Linked DNA regions of Homo sapiens: region 2 is linked to region 1. A link is a loop called in an ENCODE intact Hi-C map of the cell type or tissue named here. Cell type or tissue: mammary epithelial cell. All regions are shown on one strand. Links, peaks and the distances in the headings refer to the core of each region. The heading gives the core; the rest is flanking DNA.

Region 1 (4,398 bases), core at 136-4,135:
AATTTGAAGAGAAAAAATACTATACCCCACTGCTGCCAGAATATTTCACTTGTGACCAAAAAAAAAAAAAAAAAAGAAAAGAAAAACTCACCGAGCAAGGCTGGGTATAGTGGACCATGTCTGTAATCCCAGCACTTTGGGAGGCCAAGGTGGGTGGATTGCCTGAACCCAGGAGTTCGAGACCAGCCTGGGCAACATAGTGAAAGTCCATCTCTACAAAAAAAATACAAAAAAATAGCCAGGTGTAGTGGCACGCACCTGTAGTCCCAACTACTGGGGTGACTGAAGTGGAAGGATCACTTGACCTGGGAGGTCAAGGCTGTAGGAGTGAGACCCCATCTCAAAAAAAAAAAAAAAAAAAAATCTCACCAATGCCAATCATCTTCTAGCTTATCCGGCAAGTGGTGAAGGTGGGTGAAAACAAGGTGCATGCCCAGGTACACCCCTACAATGATGAAATCAAAAACTCTGACTGAGCTTCCCCCACCATGCTCCCCCATCCCTTACAAACTCCTCTGTACCCCATAAATCCCACACTCAACATTGTCACTGTTCGTGTATATCAGAATCATACCTCTGAAGACCATATAAAGGTTGGGAATCCAATCTCTGGTACTAGGAGCACATTTTTAATTAAGAGCCTGTCTGAATTTGGAGCTATTACACACTGTAGCAATAAAATTAAACACTGTCACTCTCTGTTCTTTAATAGCTGACACACGTCTCATATTCAAAGTCCCCAAACTATAATTTTAAGAAATATCCCCTTAGTCTCTGGCTGTCAAATAAGCTCTGCACAATTTTTCTCACTTCGTCTTCACTTCATAGACTATAACTATGCTTAAAGTGTTAGACTCAAATGGGCATACGTGGCACATAAAGAATATTAAGTGCATGCAAAAATGGTAGCCTGTATCATGCAATCTTGCAAGAACTTGGGAAGGATGGAGCCTAGAGGAATTTGCCCAGGTGGTTCATAGAAGGCCTCTTGGGGAGGTGTTCTTTCCAGAAAGAGGTGCATTTTAGAGATGTGAATCATCAGACACAGCAGATGAAATGAGTGGAGGACACAGTGGAGCAGGTAGGTGGAAGCATCTCCCTTTCGTACCAACGTGCCCCAGTCTCAAATGATGATCTCTGAAGATGGAGACGTAGTGTACAGCCACACAGTGTGTCTCAAAGTCTGGTTCCCAGACCAGGAGCATCAGCATCACCAGGAACTTAGAAACACAAATCTTTGGGCCGCATTCCAAATCACTGAATCAGAAACTCTGGAGTTGGGGTTCAGCAACCTGTGTTTTGACAAAACCTCCAGGTGATTCAGATGCACCCTCAGGTTTGAGAACCACTAGATTACAAGAAATGGAAATCTGACAAGTCCGATCAGACATTTCCTCTTAGGCTGTAAGAAGCAAAACCTCTCTTCCCACCCCAGTGTCCTCTCTGCTTGCTCCCTGTCTTCATTCCCTTACACTGGCATCCTCTTCCCTCTCCTCCCTCGTCACCCCTTCCGCCTCACCACACACCAACGAACACCTGTACGGCGTTCAAAGAACTAGAAACCAGCCCCCATTTCTCCTCTACTTGGAGAATGTATTTTATAACGTGTGCATAGTGCGCAGGCAAGGGGCGGAATTTAAACAATGTCTAATTAAAGAAGACAACACCACACGTTTATCACATTACATTGTTGTGTATTTACCCCTTGCCGCTTTTGATGCATTTGCATATCATCTTTTATAATTCAATTCACTTGCTTAAATCATTTCTTTTATTTTCACTTATTTATCCAGAAGGAAAAGTTCATTTTGCAGATCACTGGGGCCTCCCAGTGGCGATCATCTGTAATTTCATACTCGAATTTTATTCTGGGATCTCTAGGGTAATGGTATCTAAATCCTTAGAATTTCACCTGCTTGGTAGGAGCATGAAATAGAAGCAAAGCAAGCATTTCGTCTAAGAGAGATTGCATCAGCATCCCAGCTGAAATTTCTTCAGATGTTGGCTTTGACTTCTTGCATTTATCAAACTCCGTATTCAGTCATCTGCTTCGTAGAGACGACAATCGGCAGACTTCAGGCTCTGCTGGTCAGCTCAAAATTCAACCAGGAACGAGGACAATAAAGAGACGATCAGAGAAAAACATCTTGTGATTCTTTTCCTCAATAACCTTGGAGTCTCTCCCTCGGGTTTCCATTTCTACCATCCTGCTTTTGAAGTTGTGCCTGTGCCGGGTAGCCATTTCCCACAAGAAGTTTTAAACACAACGTTTTCCCTCCTCTCCATTCTGGAACATTCAGTGGCTGCCTTGCCTCTGCTCTCCTGTGGCAGTCAGCACCGTCCTCTGCACCTCGTGCTCACAGGACAGACTCTGACATCGTGGCAGCTCTCCGAGCCACCCCCCACCACCACCCCTCACCTACCACCCTGCTCCTGCATCAGCTTACATCCTGTCACCTGTCGGAGTCCTCCAGCCAGGGCTTGCAGCTTACTCTGCAATATCGCCCTCCAGGGACAGAGGTGCCTGGCCAACCTCAGGCTAACAGGCACCAAAGGCCATTTCCACTTAGACAAGCACTTTGCTGCCAAAGATATCGGTGTCCTTCCATTCTCCCACTAGGTCCCTACGGCCTGGTCTTTGGCATTGGAAGGCTGTGCTGCCTGAGTCCATGCGGGCCCTCCCGTTGAAAGATTGCTGAAAGGTGGTTTCCAAGAACTGGTGTTCTCACATCACCCCATGGCTTAACTCTGCTGATTCAGGGAGAGTTCCCGCCTAGTAACAGACCTATAAACATCAGCACCGTTCACAGAATATGGCCACAAACAGATCAGATGAGGTTTTAAAGTTCATCCCCACCCCCTTGGCCTTCTCTGCTGAAAAGTCACCAGAGGGCAGCCCGCATTTCATTCATTTCATTCTTCCTGAGCCGTTGCCCAAGCAAAAGAACAGCATTTGCTTCCACCTCAGCATCTCCTTTATATAATACGGTCTTTCGCTTCCCACATTAGTGTTTTAAGATCAACATACACCTTTAAATTAATCGCTCTAATACGTGCTCAATATTCCTTGCAAAGAAAAACTTAGTGAAGTCTTTGCTGGGTATGTATGTGGATTCATAAAATTCTACTCTTGGAGACATATTATGAACAGGAGTACATTTCTGCAGGCTCATCTCAAGAGTAGCCCACTTAAGCTAATTTGTGCTCAGGTGGCAAACGAAGACAAGGTTTACGAAACTGGATAGCTCCAAATTAGCTAGAATAAAATTAAAATTCGAGATTTCCTTGCAGGGCTCAGAGTGGAAAACTTACACAAGGCCATACTCTGTAAACAGCACAAGCTTTGGTGCCGTAGAGACAGAGGTTCCCATCCCAACAACTGCCACCCATGTGTAACCTGGGAGGAGGCTTATTTCTGTGGAGCCACATCTTCATATATAAATTGGGTTAATGCCGCTAGGGTTGTCAGGATGATTCAGTGAGATGCTATACTGGAAATCTCTAAAAACAGTCCTGAAAGCAGTGACTATTCCACTAATAATGGTTATTACTTCAGCAAAGGTTCGTAGAAGCTACAGTCTTTCCAGCGAGTCATCAGAACAAGTCACTCCTATTTGCCCCCAAAGCTTAGCACACACACTTCCTTCTGCCTAGGACATGTCCCGTCTCTCCTCTCTGCCCTCACCTCCATCTCCTTCACCCAGCTAAACCTTCCCTCAGAAGCCCTCACTGTGCCCTGGTTGTGGGTTAAGCTCCCCCTGCCAGGACACCTAGCACTGATTGGTTTTCATGTATTCCCCCTACCAGGCCATCCCCAGTTCTGCCTCTGCCCATCTGCACTGGGCTCATGGCCTCCGTGAGGACTGGCTCTGTCTGTCTATTCACTATTGTGTCTGCAGCCCCTGCTTGGCACATTGTGGGTTTTCAGTAAATACTGAATAAATAAATGAATGAATGACAACCATTAGAGGCTTCCAAAAGAAGAAAAACTAAAATTCAAGGAAAGTAAAAGGTAGTTGCATTACTTATTCTTTATTCAACTATTTATTATGCATTAATTAATAGTTGCATTCTTATAATTCCCTTTAAGCCTCCTTGAATTATTTCTTAAAAAAATATGAAATCTGTTTCCAAGAGTTCTAGTACTTTGTTCCCCTGACCCCTTGAATGTTGCACAAAATGTTTCCTTAATTTCTTTCCAATACGTGATTACAAAATGTGTTTATTATGTTTTACATCTTCTAATTCTTAAATTGACTATCTATTAATCACAGAGATACTAAGGAATAAGGAAATCCTTGGTAGAAAAGTGTTAATAATTTACCAGTTGCCAACTGTACTTTTACCTCTGCATGCCAGGTAGGTAGAAGCATTACTCATGTTTTTTAATCTAAGAAT
Region 2 (4,398 bases), core at 232-4,231, 430 kb before region 1:
TTTTTAAAAAATTTAGTTGTAATTTCTTAATGTAATTGTTTACACCTAACACATATCCTTCACATACTTTTCAGTTATTAAATCATTGGTTATATGATAATTCACCCTATTTTGTTTTTAAATATGTACATCTAATAGGAAGATATTGCTACACGGTTATGAAAAATAATTTTTTCTGAATATCAGTTAAGAAAACTATCGTTTCATTTGTATACAAAGCAATTAATTATAGCTACATCCCAGATTTTACCAAAAATTTTTGACAATCACTTGAGAATAATATATATGTGTGAACACCGAGTGCAAAGTAAAGCAATGTGGAGAAAATAAGATAATTGGGTGACAAATTTTATATTTAAAACAAATTGTGATTTAAATAGTGTAAAGTGGAAATGGGAGCATATTAGACGCTGCTGACAAGGGAGCAGGATTGGGAACTGAGTCAGGAATGCAGGAGTGAGTGCGCGGGGTGGGTGGTGCTTCTGGTAGGATGTGGTTGGCCCCTTAAACCATCTCCAGGCTGCAAGGAAGAGAGTGACTGGACTGTGAGAAAAACTGAGCAAACGTTCCACGTCTGTTTCAGAAAAATAAGCCCTAATTCAGAATTCACAAAACAAGAACCAAACTCATGATTCTGTTAAAACATTTTTAAAAAGTAAACAAAGTGACTCACTTTTGGTGAGAGGAGCTAATAAAAAAATAAATGCCCAATGGATTTTTGAAAATAATTTTTTAACCTGCTCTCAGTCATTCTACTGGAATCATTTCTATTTTGTGGGTCTTAACAAAGTTGAAAGTTTAAAACTAACCTTGACAAGTCAGAAAGGGCCACACATTGCACCATTCCAGTTATATGAAATGTCCAGATTTATATACAAATTCAAAGATGCATAAAGTAGGTTCGTGGGGCCCAGGCTGGTGCAGAGGGAGAGTTGAGAGGAAATATGGAGTGACTGCTAATGGGCACAGGGTTTCATTCTGGGGGGATGAAAATGTCCCGAAATTGATGATATTGATGGTTGTAAAACTCTTTGAAAATGCTAAGAGCCATTTACTTACTCACTTTAAGTGAATTATTTGTAGGAAATGTGAATTATACAATAAAAACTGCTTTTAAAAAAACAAGCTAAACCTAGGAGCTTAAAACCACATCACAAGGCACATGCGGGACTGTTCATATCATGTAGAAATAATCTGTTAGAGGATTATTTTAAAAGTTGTTTATAGAATCATATCAATTTAATAGGAATTATATAAGAAGTCTAATTAGTATCCTTTTCTACTACAGAAAAGTGTAAGGACAGTAGATTTAAAAATTAAACTTGGCAGGGTGTGGTGGCTCATGCCTGTAATCCCAGCACTTTGGAAGGCCGAGGCGGGAGGATCACCTGAGGCCAGGAGTTCAGGACCAGCCTGGCCAACGTGGTGAAACGTCATCTCTACCAAAAATACAAAATGAGCCAGGTGTGGTGGTGCACCCCTGTAATTCCAGCTACTCGGGAGGCTGTGGCAGGAGGATCGCTTGAACCTTGGAGGCAGAGGTTGCAGTGAGCCGAGATTGAGCCACAGCACTCCAGCCTGGACAACAGAGTGAGACTCTGCCTTTAAACAAACAAACAAACAAACAGACTTTAAGACAAATATTTAAAAAGGAATTTTCATTCAATTTGAAATTCAAGAAAGTCTATGGCACACTTTCTCAGCAAAGACTTTAAAGACTGAACAGATATCTCTAGGGTGGTTTAAACACAGCCCTATATAAAGTCCAGTGTGATGGTTAATTTTTTGTGTCAACTTAGCTAGGTTATGGTGTCAGTATTTGGTCAAACCCCAGTCTAGATTTCTCAGTGAAGGCATTTTTTTAGATGTGATTAACATTTAAATCAGTGGACTTTGAGTAAAGCAAATGATTCTTCCTAGTAGTTCAATCAGTTTAAGGACTTTAAGAGAAAAGACTGAGGTTCTTGGATGTACAAGGACTCTTTCACAAGACTGCAACATAGAAGCCCTGCCTGCGTTTCCTCTCTGCTACTCTGTGGAATTCCAACTCAAGATGGCAGCATAAACTCTTCCCTGAATTTTCAGCCTGCCAGCCTGCCCTATAGATTTAAGGCTTGCCAGCCCCCACAATCATATCTGCTAATTCCTAAATGTCTTTCTTTCTCTCTTTCTCATGCTGACTAATACAGCCAGCATCAGGAGTCACCCCTTATTCCTTCCTGATGAAAAAACATAATAATCATACCAAGAATATGGAAATTTCTCTGGAGCAGGTATTTTCCTCAAGCAGACATTTAGGCTTTGAATTTTCAATGCTGAAGCTTAACTGATATCAGCACTGGCCAGGCTAATTTTTGCAAAAGAAAAGTGGACACCAGATACCACAATGCCTAGACATGCATGTCTTATGACCAACACCTCTCTTCCTCATAAGATGGAACAAGTGACTGCCAACCAAAACTCAGCTGGTGGTGACATCTATGCCAGGAGGAGACAGAAAAAAAAATGGAATATGTGATGCATCTGAGATATTTGTGCATATTTTATGGTTTAAATGCACAGAGTTATGTGAGGATGAAAACAAAAAGGTGATATCCTGGATCCCTTCTGCATTATTATACATAATGTTTAGGATTCTGTAAATAATTTATATGTAAAAGAGAATATCCAATATGATGATTTTGAGGGGTTAATCTTAACAAAGTTTACATTATCATTTTCATCAATGAAAAGAGCCTTGGGGCAGGATAAGAACCTTATTCACCAACTCCCTATACTATTTCATTGAAGTCTGTGGAGCGGGCTTTGTAGTAATTAAGAATCTATAGCATCTTTAGGAATAAAGAAAAGTTTATTTTTATTAGAAAACCCTATGCACATTTTATTTTTCAAAGCCATGGACACGCCAACAGTAATGAAGCAAAACTGGAAGGAAAACAAACAAAACAAAAACCTTTCAGCTGAAGAACCAAGACCTCACTTAGTATTAAGTAAAAGCAAGGAGAGGATTGGAATGGACAAATGATTAAGAAGAGTTAAGAGACAGCTCAATGGGGAGTTCCCATTTTTACTTCTATGATTTTGTTTTTCTGTAAAAGGAAAAGGGATAGTACTAAGAATTGGGAAATTATGAAGAGAATTACTGATCTATATCCCTAGAGTGAAGAGGCATTGATTTTCGTCTACAGTTAATTGCAGTGCTATTTTTTAGTACTGAGAGGATGGTGTCTCTTCTCTTGTAATTACAAGTAATGCTCAAGGACACAGATCATTACATGCAATGGCCTCAGAAGTTGAAGATGTTCCCGTAGTTTCAGATGGGGTCACTAACGACTGGTCCACTCCACCAAAGCAAGTGCCACTCCACTGCCATCCACAAAACTGAAAGGTAAAATGACCTCCTCCCATACAAATTTCCAAATAGTCAACCATAAGTTGTTATTCTATCTGTTTTGCCTAAAATCCTATAGTTTTCTGATTATTGTCTTTTGAGACAGAAAAAAGTTATTTACTTGCATTTAAAAGTGCAACCAGAATTATTCTCAAATGCAAATCATGATTTGTAAACAAAAATAACAAAATCAAAGCACGAAAGACATAAGTGCTCCTAACTTAGCTCCTAAGTGAATTCAGGGTCTGAATAGGAATTTTAACCACATCTTCTCCGACATGATGTCAAAAAATACACTTTTGTGATATGTAGGCAATTCTTGATATATGAATGTACACTGATGAGTCATTGTGGATTCAAATGGTCAATGGAAAAACTGGAATCCATAAGTCCTGATTTTTTGAGGTGATACCAATTTTTGTCCCTCGGTTTTATATATCTGAAAGGAATTTTTAAAAAATCTCTCTTCTGTTCAAATTTAGAGGCTTCTGTAACAGAAAGAAAAAAACATTACAAAGAAAGAAAGAGGGGAAGAGAAAGGAATAGAATGGAGAAAAGGGGAGCTATGCTGCTAGGAGAGAAGGCACATTCAGAAGTCAAAAGCTTGTTCATTGAAGGCAAGACATTTAAGAATCATTCTGAAGGAGATATCAAGGGTTTCTGTGGGCATAGTCTAGAAGAGAGAGGTTTAAACAAAACCAATTAAATGTTTTTGCATAATAAAATGCTCCAGTTATCTACTGCTGTATAACAAATCACTTAAAACAATAACTAAACAATTTAAAAAATCATTTATTTTGCTTACAAATGTGAGGTTGACTGGACTTATCAAGAAAGTTCTCCTTAGAAGCCTCTCATGCTATTGGAGTCAGATGGTGGCTGGGTTGGGGCCATCTTAAAACCATCTCAGCTCACATGTCTTCCAGAGCTAGGAAGATTGAAACAGCTGTGAGGTGAAATAGTTGGGGCTCCCTGACATTGTTCTCAAGAGTGCACACTTCTGGTGT

The links. Peaks named below come from ENCODE experiments on the same cell type or tissue, not always from the same donor. Only the 100,000 strongest peaks of a DNase experiment are listed, where the experiment ranks them.
Region 2: it touches region 1 in a loop (9-fold over the local background); 1 of 110 quality-filtered maps calls a loop at or near these places.

What each region holds. Positions count from the first base shown.
Region 1 is chr13:102,901,280-102,905,677 of GRCh38, reverse strand. No RefSeq gene overlaps it. Among named protein-coding and RNA genes, the nearest start is that of ERCC5, 57 kb to the right of the region's middle. In mammary epithelial cell, for the core only: a CTCF peak has its summit at 1,825; a DNase peak (open chromatin) is centred at 1,187; H3K27ac peaks cover 1,196 bases.
Region 2 is chr13:103,326,753-103,331,150 of GRCh38, reverse strand. No RefSeq gene overlaps it. Among named protein-coding and RNA genes, the nearest start is that of LINC01309, 96 kb to the left of the region's middle. In mammary epithelial cell, for the core only: a CTCF peak has its summit at 2,045 (motif pointing right); no DNase peak of the experiment used is centred there.